Regions from separate parts of the Homo sapiens genome. Here regions 2 and 3 are each linked to region 1. A link is a contact called in ENCODE Hi-C or POLR2A ChIA-PET data. All regions are on one chromosome and are shown on one strand. Each heading gives the region's core, a stretch centred on a gene start or an enhancer-like site at or near the end of the contact. The rest is flanking DNA. Distances are from core to core; before and after follow the strand shown.

The links. A loop is a pair of places that touch in the nucleus more often than their neighbours do. ChIA-PET counts read pairs that join two places held with the same protein, here RNA polymerase II (POLR2A). Pooled maps may share reads with other maps.
Region 2: a pooled map shows a loop between it and region 1 (2.8-fold over the local background). The contact joins two enhancer-like sites. A Hi-C loop is called at or near these places in 1 of 37 single-sample maps with no recorded cell type and 5 of 50 pooled maps. POLR2A ChIA-PET finds 5 or more read pairs at or near these places in 2 of 52 experiments (OCI-LY7 and naive thymus-derived CD8-positive, alpha-beta T cell).
Region 3: a pooled map shows a loop between it and region 1 (2.6-fold over the local background). The contact joins two enhancer-like sites. A Hi-C loop is called at or near these places in 1 of 168 maps with a recorded cell type or tissue (heart left ventricle) and 5 of 50 pooled maps. POLR2A ChIA-PET finds 5 or more read pairs at or near these places in 4 of 52 experiments (GM10248, T-cell, activated T-cell and 1 more).

What each region holds. Positions count from the first base shown.
Region 1 is chr15:58,516,928-58,520,540 of GRCh38, reverse strand. All of the region lies in intron 1 of LIPC (lipase C, hepatic type), which reads right to left. Among named protein-coding and RNA genes, the nearest start is that of LIPC-AS1, 20 kb to the right of the region's middle. Within about 2 kb of position 2,265, at least 6 of the 41 ENCODE cell types and tissues checked have a DNase peak (open chromatin) inside an H3K27ac peak, as active enhancers do.
Region 2 is chr15:58,367,672-58,370,819 of GRCh38, reverse strand. No RefSeq gene overlaps it. Among named protein-coding and RNA genes, the nearest start is that of LIPC, 63 kb to the left of the region's middle. RefSeq lists an enhancer at 1,321-1,500. Within about 2 kb of position 1,304, at least 2 of the 41 ENCODE cell types and tissues checked have a DNase peak (open chromatin) inside an H3K27ac peak, as active enhancers do.
Region 3 is chr15:58,722,662-58,726,053 of GRCh38, reverse strand. All of the region lies in intron 1 of ADAM10 (ADAM metallopeptidase domain 10), which reads left to right. Among named protein-coding and RNA genes, the nearest start is that of ADAM10, 25 kb to the left of the region's middle. RefSeq lists an enhancer at 1,472-1,691. Within about 2 kb of position 1,418, at least 7 of the 41 ENCODE cell types and tissues checked have a DNase peak (open chromatin) inside an H3K27ac peak, as active enhancers do.

The sequences.
Region 1 (3,613 bases), core at 1,016-3,515:
TACTGTTGAGCTGTGCTCACACTCACCTCTGTGTGCTGGGGTTTCGAAGGCTAGTCCTCCCTGCTTTCATGGAGGCAAGGCTTTATGTGTAGGGGAGAGGGCTGAGCGCTTTAAGAGCAGGAAATGAGTTTCTAAATAGGCACATCGAATGGTTTAGACGTTGTGCTCTAGCATCCCAAGGCCAAGGATCTTGTGGAACTACTTTGGGGGCTGCTACAGGAGATGGCAGAGGACACAGAAGTTAAAAGGGTGGGTTCCTGACTGCCCGCCCACCTTGTTTCAACCCAAACAAAATTGCTTTTAGGTTTTAACATTTGCTGCTTGAGATTCTGTTTGTAGGAAGGTTTCCATGGCTGACACACATTCAAAGACCACAAATCTAGACCAATCACTTCAATTAACAGATTAAAAAAAAAACAAAAAAAAAACAGCCCAAAACCTGAGGTGCCGAAAAGCTAAAACAGATATCAATCAATCACATCACTAGATGCTGGATGTAGAGTCCAAGTTTCTGGACCTACCATCTAATGCTCTTTCTACGCACCCTTGCATTTGTTTATTTCCTTCTGACTCGGCCAGTTTCAAAAGAGAAGAATAAAAGATAGCAAGGAGCAAATAGCAGCGAAGATAACGGGATAAATCCACCAAGAAATAGCGGGGGAAAGGTAAAGAGAAATCCCACCTGCCCCCCATCTGATCTGTTTCACTGCAGTTCTTCTTATGCTCCACCTTAAAATGTAAAGAAACGGATGCTAAGAGCAAGGGCTGCTGATGCCAAGAATAACTCCGGAGGAGACACAATACACCACCCCAGTCTCCAGTGAAATGAACTGTTTAATCAAAACTGCGCTATTCTGTAAATATTCAGTCTATTGATGAAGAGCTCTGCAAACAGGGGCAGCTCCTAAGCAAGGCAGAGAGAACCTGGAAGGAACTGAAGAAGACAGAGAAAAATGGCAGATGTGCCTGTCTTGATGGTTGGGGTGGGAGGACTTACATATACACTCTGTGTTCAATGCATGGGAGGTGAGGCAGAGGGGGCAGCAGAGAAATTCAGAGTAACTCTCTTAATCCTTGGCTTTGCCTGACTGGCTAGAAGTGTAGTTCTTTTTTTTCTTTTTTTTTTTTTTGAGACAGAGTCTCTCTGTGTCACCCAGGCTGGAGTGCAGTGGCACAATCTCGGCTCACTGCAAGCTCCGCCTCCCGGGTTCACGCCATTCTCCTGCTTTGGCCTCCCGAGTAGCTGGGACTACAGGCACCTGCCACCACGCTCGGCTAATTTTTTTTTGTATTTTTAGTAGAGAAAGGGTTTCACCATATTAGCCAGGATGGTCTCGATCTCCTGACCTCGTGATCTGCCTGCCTCGGCCTCCTGAAGTTCTGGGATTACAGGCGTGAGCCACTGCGCTTGGCTGAAGTGTAGTTCTGTTAATTATAATGATGCAAATACTTATTGTGCACTTCCTGTATACCCTGTGTAGTTTATTAACTTTTCACAAAATGCTCTAAGGTAACCAGAGTCATCGTCAGGGATGAAACTTAGACAATTTGGTTCTAGAGTCAACATTCTTTTCTTTTCTTTTTCTTTCTTTTTTTTTTTAGGTGACGAATCGTAAGTGTATAGCTCTGTGAGTGTTGTGAGTGTCTATTATGTTTACAACCACCGTAACCACCACCACCATCAAGGCAGAGAACATTTCTATTCTCTGAAACGTGTCTCCAGGCAACACCACCAGCAGATGTAACTGTTCAGACTTCCATCACCGGAGATTAGTTTTGCCTGCTCTTGAACTTCGAGTTAGTAGATTCACACAATAGATGCTCTTTTGGGCCTGGCTCTTCTCACCCAACATTAAGTGAGATTCATCCACGTTGTGGTATGTGCAGAGCCTGCATCTTAACTGCTCTGTTCTGCCTCTCATCACATTAACTAATTCCGTGTTGCCTTCCAGAAATGTTTCCTTGGAAAGTGGATTGGGTTTTGCAGAGCTGACTGAGCCTGAAGGAGTGGAGCGAGAACACAGAAGGTTAAGTTCAGAGGGTGGCCCAGAAGAGAACTTTTTAGATAACTCCCTGGTGCTGCACAATTCTGTCTCTCACGGCCAAGTTTCGTGGTCCCAGACTCACTGGTATCAGCACAAGTTCCTCTTTTGATTTTGTTTCTCCTTTCACAGAACTAACTTAATCACCACTGCTTTCTCAAACACGTGGACAGCATTCTCAGGCATCATTTAGGGCAGTGGTTTTCAACTGAGGGGTAAGTTTGCTCTGCTGTTACCTTCCCCCACCTTGGGGCATTTGGAAACATGGCAACACCTGGAGATAGTTTTGGTTGTCAAAACAGGGGGCAAGGGGAGTTCTACTGGCATTAGTGGGTAGAGGCCAGGGATACTGCTCAACACCCTTCAATGCACAGGACAGCCTCTCACAACAAAGAATTATCCAGCCCCAAATGTTAAGTGTGCTGTGATCAAGAAGTCCTGGTCTAGGGTCAACACAGGAAGTTGGTGGCTGTTCCCTTTTCTGATATAGTAAGAGAGCAGACACAGCGGAATGAATAGAGCTCTTGACCAAGAGTCAGAAGATCTGGGTTCAGGGCCCCACTTTGCACCAACTAGCTGTCTGACCTTGTTGAGATCATTTAACCTCCGCAAGGCTGATTTCCTCGTCTGTCACTTAGGAGCTGTGACGCCTGCCTTTCTTACTTACACGCTTGTTGTCAGAATCACAAGTGAGAATGTCAGTGGAATCTCTTTGAAATGCTTACATGTTATTGTTTTATTTGACTGTGACAGCAAATCAAGCTTATATGGGTGTTTTTGTGTCTAATGTCAATGCAAGAATAGTTTCGGCAGGGTTTCTGTTGCCCTGTGTTCAATTTCCAGGGTCATAGCCTCCTTCTCACATTTGTGTGGGAAAGGAGCTCATATACAAAGGGTGTTTCCTGGAACTGTGGGCAGGGCTTCAAACATCCCTGCAATTCTCTAAGCCTGCAGCTCTCCACACTGAAACTTGTGGTCTAGAAATTCTCTTTTAAATGCTTGTGAGACCTCTGAAGGGGTTCGCTCCAGAAAAGCAGGGCCTTTTTAGCACTGAAAGTTGGATTTTATTTTGCCACATAAGAGACTTAGGGCTGTCGCCCCTCCTGGGTGAAGATATGCAGTGTTATGGCAACATCAGTCTGATAGAACGTTGTTGAGCTCAATGTGCTGTGCCACATAGTGGAGAGAGGGGGCACAATTCTCTCTGAGAGGCAAGAGCCCTGGTGCTGTGCAAGCTGGCACCAAAACAACATTGGGTATTGGTCAAAACCTTGGGGATCTTTGCCTTGTGAATACACAGGAGAGTGAGGTGAGGCAGTTAACAGTTCTACTCAAACACAATTGTTGAAGGGAGACTTAGTAAGGAATAGTGTGGGACATGGATATTTTGTCATCATTAACAACATAAACAGTGTTTGGATTCAAGGGGCAAATTTGCCCTAGACTAAAGGCTGTTCTGGTCCCATCTAACAAAGTTTTAAAGCAAGTCTCAAAAGGGTCAAACTATTTCCAAGTAATTTAACTGCACCCCAGGACAAAGCTGAAGAACATTTAAAATAATGTAGGAATAC
Region 2 (3,148 bases), core at 55-2,554, 150 kb after region 1:
CCGCAGACTCATTTTCTTCTACAATGCTTTCTCCTAAAGATTTCGGAGAACGGGAAATGTGAAAGAAAAACAAAATCTCGGGATCCCAAACTCACTATATCAAAGGAAAAGTTAAGGTTGGAAACTTTTTTGGAGTCACACAAAAAACTACCTTCCTTTTATTCCCAAATGGATAGCTGTAATTTCACATGCTTACTTTATCTTATGTAAAATGTAGAATTACTGAGCTTGAGGTGAATGTATAATTGACTGTTTCCCCCATTCCTTTCTTTTCACTGAGTGCTAATCAAAACCTTACAAGGATGTAAACACTTGCCCCATTCCTTACCCTCCCTTTTTTTTCCCCTCTCCTTCCCTCCTGCTTGCTCTTTTGCCTTTAAATATTGAAATTCCTAAAACCCTTTTTGGAAAAAATACAGGTTACAGATCCTACTGTAACTTGTGTTTCTTTTTCCTGGGTGCATCCTCAACCTAGGCAAAATAACCTTCAAATTGAGATCTGCTTCAGCCACTTTTTGATTTACAATAGCAATACCTTGGCGTGACCAAGATTCTGCACCTGAGAGTGAACAGGTTTTGATGTAAGGCCCTTGGTTGGACTACTGCTGATGTGATAAGCTGTGCCTCTTCCCTTCTCGCCCTTCCTCCCACTTTGCTCTGGGATCTGTGGGTGATTACATTGCTCTGTGGAACGGTATCACTGTGGTTGGACTTCATTCCAACCAGGATACATCTTCACCTGCAGATATAGGGAACATCAATGGTTTAAGACTGTTCCCTTACTCTATCTAACCTACATGCATCCCAGGAAGAATAGTAAACCCCTAGTTACAAATAAAGAGGTCTAGAATCATAGTTGTCAAGGAATGATCTCTGGATTATGCAGCAAATCTAGTCTCTAAATGTGAAGCTGAAACTTGAACCCAGGTCTTCTGTATTCCTGTCATTTTCTCTGTACAACCCTGTGTCTCTATCAACCAAACCATCTACAAGCATCTGCAGGAATCTACTGGTTAGCAAGCATGCTCCCAGACATTTGGGGTGGGAGGAGATACAAATAGAAAAATAGAAAAATACCAGTTTACAGCTATATAAGAAAGCTGCTAGTAACAACTCCAGACCAGTGCTAACAGAGATACACACACACGCATGCACGCACACACACACACACACACACACAGAGACAGAGAGAGAGAGAGAAAGAGAAAGCAAGCAAGCAGGGGAGACGGGGGAGAGTCCGTGTGAGAGTGAGCTTGTTCACTGGAGTGGTCACAGAAGCTTGGATGGGCCTGGGAGGATTCAGTTCATTATTTACTCAGGCAACAAGGATGTGGTGAACCAGAATCTGGGCTGGGTACAGGAAAAAGGCTACATTCCTGCAGATATTGATGGTCTAGCTGGAGAGATATATGCGCCAACAAGGATTACAGTGAGTATAGCAAGTGCTACTGTAGAAGCCAGGGGTGCTGTAGGGCCCCAGAGAAAGGTGATGGACCCAACTGAGCACCAGGAGGAAGAGAGGATTTAGTAGGATATATGAGGCAGTGCAGTGATAATGTAAGGTGGCAGGTAGATCTGTAGGAGGGGCACCATGAGGGTACAAGTGAGCTGGAAGGAGGCGTGGAGAGAAGTGGGCATGGGGACTGGGGACACAGGGACTTCAGAGACACGTGGGATATGGGAGAATTTGCCTTGAGACTCTCACAGTGTCTTTCCAAACCTGTTGTACTTCACTGCATCCTTAGCATTCTCTCTCTTTTTTTTTTTTTTTAAACTTTAAGTTCTGGGATACATGTGCACAACGTGCAGGTTTGTTACATAGATACACGTACCATGGTGGTTTGTTGCACCCATCACCCTGTCATCTACATTAGGTATTTGTCCTAATGCTATCCCTCCCCTTGCCCCTGACTCCCTGACAGGCCCCAGTGTGTGATGTCCCTCTCCCTGTGTCCATGTGTTCTCATTGTTCAACTCCCACTTATGAGTGAGAACATGCAGTGTTTGGTTTTCTGTTCCTGTGTTAGTTTGCTGAGAATGATGGTTTACGGCTTCAACAATGTCCCTGCAAAGGACATGAACTCATCCTTTTTCATGGCTGCACAGTATTCCATGGTGTATATGTGCCACATTTTCTTTATCCATTCTATCATTGATGGGCATTTGGATTGGTTCCAAGTCTTTGCTATTGTGAATAGTGCCACAGTAAACATACGTGTGCATGTGTCTTTATAGTAGAATGATTTATAATCCTTTGGGTGTATACCCAGTAATGGGATCGCTTGGTCGAATGGTATTTCTGGTTCTAGATCCTTGAGGAATCACCACACTGTCTTCCACAATGGTTGAACTAATTTATACTGCCACGAACAGTGTAAAAGTGTTCCTATTTCTCCACATCCTCTCCAGCATCTGTTGTTTCCTGACTTTTTAATGATTGCCATTCTAACTAGTGTGAGATGATATCTCATTGTGGTTTTGATTTGCATTTCTCTAATGACCAGTGATGATGAGCTTTTTTTCGTATGTTTTTTGGCCACATAAATGTCTTCTTTTGAGGAATTTCTGTCCATATCCTTTGCCCACTTTTTGATGGGGTTTTTGTCTTTTTCTTGTAAATTTGTTTGAGTTCTGTGTAGATTATGGATATTAGCCCTCTGTCAGATGGATAGATTGCAAAAACTTTCTCCCATTCTGTAGGTTGCCTATTCACTCTAATGATAGTTTCTTTTTCTGTGCAGAAGCTCTTTAGTTTAATTAGATCCCATTTGTCAATTTGGGCTTTTGTTGCCATTGCTTTTGGTGTTTTAGTCATGAAGTCTTTGCCCATGCCTATGTCCTGAATGGTATTGCCTAGGTTTTCTTCCAGGGTTTTCATGGTTTTAGGTCTTACATTTAAGTCTTTAATCCATCTTGAGTTAATTTTTGTATAAGGTGTAAGGAATGGGTCCAGTTTCAGTTTTCTGAAGCCATTTTTCCCAAGGCCACTTATTAAATAGGGAATCCTTTCCCCATTTCTTGTTTTTGTCAGGTTTGTCAAAGATCAGATGGTTGTAGGTGTGTAGCATTATTTCTGAGGCCTCTGTTCTGTTTGATTATTCTATATATCTGTTTTGGTACCAGCAGCATGCTGTTTTGTTTACTGTAG
Region 3 (3,392 bases), core at 169-2,668, 210 kb before region 1:
TTGAAAGAGATTAAAAATGAGAAAATAAATCCTTTTTATTTTCTTATATATTCATTATTTCTGTCACTTTTATTATTTGCATCAGTGTAGGTTTCCATCTGGTATTATTCCTTCTATCTGAAAAACTTTATCATTTCTATTAATGGAGGCTACTAGTGATGCATTGTAAGCTTTGAAGCCCAGAAGGGCTTCGTTTCACCTCCTCTTCTCACCTTCATTTGTGAAAGTTATTTTCACTGGCTATAGAATCTTAGGTTGATAGAGTTCTTTTTTTCTTGTAGTACTTTAAATATGTGGCTGCATTTTCTTCTGACTTAACATAGAGTGTGCTGTCAGTTTTATCTTTGTTCCTCTGTTTATAAAATGTGTCTTTTTTTTCTGGCTCCTTTAGTGCTTCCCTACCCACAGATGATTTTAAGAATTTTTTTTTCTCCCTAGTTTTTAGTCATTAGCTTATGACATGCCTTTATGTGGTTTTTGTTTATTTATTTATATTTTTAATTTTAATTTTTATTTTTGAGACAGGGTCTCACTTTGTTGCTGAGGCTGTTGTGATCATAGCTCACTGCAACCTTGGACTCCTGGGCTCAAGCGAACCTCCTGCCTCAGCCTCCTGAATAGCTGGGATTACAGGTGTGCAATAAAAAGTATTCCTGGCTAATTTTTACTTTTTTTTTTTTTTTTTGGTAGAGACAAGGTCTTGCTATATTGCCCAGCTGATCTTGAACTTCTTGGCCTTGAACAGTCCTCCTGCCTTAGCCTCCCAAAGTGCTGGGACTGCAGGCATGCACTACCATGCCTAATTTTCTTTTATTTTTTATATTCATATAATAAATACGATTTATTTATTTATTTATTTTGTTTGAGACAGGGTCTTGCTCTGTTGCCCAGGCTGGAGTGTGGTGGCACGATCATAGCTTACTGCAGCTTTGACTTCCTGGGCTTCAAGCAATCCTCCTACCTCAGCCTCTCGAGTAGCTGGGACTGTAGGCATGTGCCACTGTGCCCAGCTAGTTTTTATATTTAGTAGAGACAGGGTTTGGTCATGTTGCCCAGGCTCGTCTTGAACTCCTGGGCTCAAGCAATCCACCCGCCTTGGCCTCCCAAAGTGTTGGGATTATAGGTATGAACCACCGTGCCCAGGCTCTGTGGCTAATTTCACTCCACTAGTAAGGTGTTATTTTTCTGAGGACTGTAGCAATGCTCCATACATTACAAGGTCTTTCTTCTCTAGATGGTAGAAATATGAACATTTTCCAGCCCTGTGTGAGCTTTGAGGATTGTTTTGCTTCCTTCTACTGGTGGTTCATTTTTTCTGAGGCGGGAGTTTATTTTCTCACATGCTTAGATCAGTAGTCAGCCAAACCCTTAGGGAACCCCCACTTGAGGTGGCTGGAGCTCTCTCTCTGTTCAGCTTCCTCCTTTCTGACACTCTGGCACATAGATTCTAAATACCTGATCTCCCTGAACTCAGAGGTTGTCTCAATTAAGTGGAAACTTCAGGCTCTTGGTTTCTTCTCCCTGTCATTTGGCCTGGAGACTGCTTACAGGCAGTAAGCTGGGCCAGTTGTAGTAGATCTCACTTCATTTGTTTCTCTTGTCACATCTTTTATCTAGTTTTCTAATTGTTTATGGTGGTAGGCTAAATTCAGTCTCTATTACTCCTGAAGTAGCTAGTGATTTAATAATTTGCATATTTTTTTCTTTTTTACCCTGCCTCCCACCCTAGAATCTGTCTAGTGTGAGTTATGGACATCGTGTCATTTTACCCTTAAATATTTAAAATGAACCTCCCAAAATTTAGAACCTTCTCCTTATAATAACAATGTTGTTGTACTAAGGAAAATTAATATGAATTTCTTTCTTTTTTTTTTTTTGAGACGGAGTCTTGCTCTGTTGCCTAGGCTGGAGTGCAATGGCACGATTTCGGCTCACTGTAACTTCTGCCTCCCGGGTTCAAGCAATTCTCCTGCCTCAGCCTCCCGAGTGGAGACAGGGTTTCACCATGTTGGCCAGGCTGGTCTTGAACTCCTGACCTTGGGTGATCCACCTGCCTCGGCCTCCCATAGTGCTGGGATTACAGGTGTGAGCCATCACGTCTGGCCAATATGAATTTCTTAATATAATCTAAGACTGATTCTGCTTTGTCTAGGATTGTTTCCAAATGTCGTTTGTTTTCTTCTCAATTGGATTCTTTTTCTATTTTCCTTTTATTGTTTCTTTCATGGTTTTTTTCTCCAGTGTGTTTTTACAATGTTATGTTCATGGTTGTGTGTCTCTTCTCTACCCAGTTATTCTTTTTGCTATGATATAAAGTGGGTGAGTTTATTTTTTATTTTTTATTTTTTGAGGTGGAGGCTCACTGTTGTTGCCCAGGCTGGAGAGCAGTGGCGTGACCTTGGCTCACTGCAACCTCCGTCTCCCGGGTTCAAGAGATTCTCCTGCCTTAGTCTCCCAAGTAGCTGGGATTACAGGCGTCAGTCACCACGGCAGGCTAATTTTTTTTTGTATTTTTAGTAGAGACTATGGGTTTCACTATGGTTTCACCACTCTGTTGGCCAGGCTGGTCTCAAACTCCTGACCTCAGGTGATCTACCCACCTCAGCTTCCCAAATTGTTGGGATTACAGGCATGAGCCACCACACCCGGCTTGTGATTTCTTTTTTCTTTTCTTTCTGCCTCTGAGACCAGTGTATTTTTTTTCCGCCTTCCAATCTTAGTTTGAGGGGCTGATTATTTTGTGTTTTATTCACGTTTCTGCAGTCACGGGGCTGTGATCATATATAATTTTTTTGAGAATTCCAGGACTCCCATTCTCTTGAGATTTTTAAATAAGTGAATTGTGTGGCATCTGAGGGCTAGGGGCAACATCAGAAGTCCAGTGTGCCATGCTTTCCTACATTTTCATTAAAATATTATTTCATTCCTTGGCTGCCTGTTTGAAAGATTATATTATTAGGTTATGACCAGTGTTGTATTTAGCACACTGTCTTGAAAAAAGAAAAAAAAAATCCTCTGATTTGGCTGGGTATGGTGGCTCACACCTGTAATCCCAGCACTTTGGGAGGCTGAGGCAGGAGGATCGCTTGAGCCCAGGAGTTTGAGACCAGCCTGGTCAACACAGTGAGACCCTGTCTCTACAAGAAATACAAAAGTTAGCCAGGCATAGTGGTGCGTGCCTGTAGCCTGAGCTACTGGGAAGGCTGATGTAGGAGAATCACCTGAGCCCTGGAGGTCAAGGCTACAGTGAGCCTTGATAGTGCTACTGCACTCCAGCCTGGGCAACAAAGTCAGACCTTGTCTCAAAAAAAAAAAAAAAAAAAAAAAGTTCTCAAATTTGTAGCCTTTTCAATGTCAGTTTCCATGGTGGTGTAAATACTCCCTTCATGGCT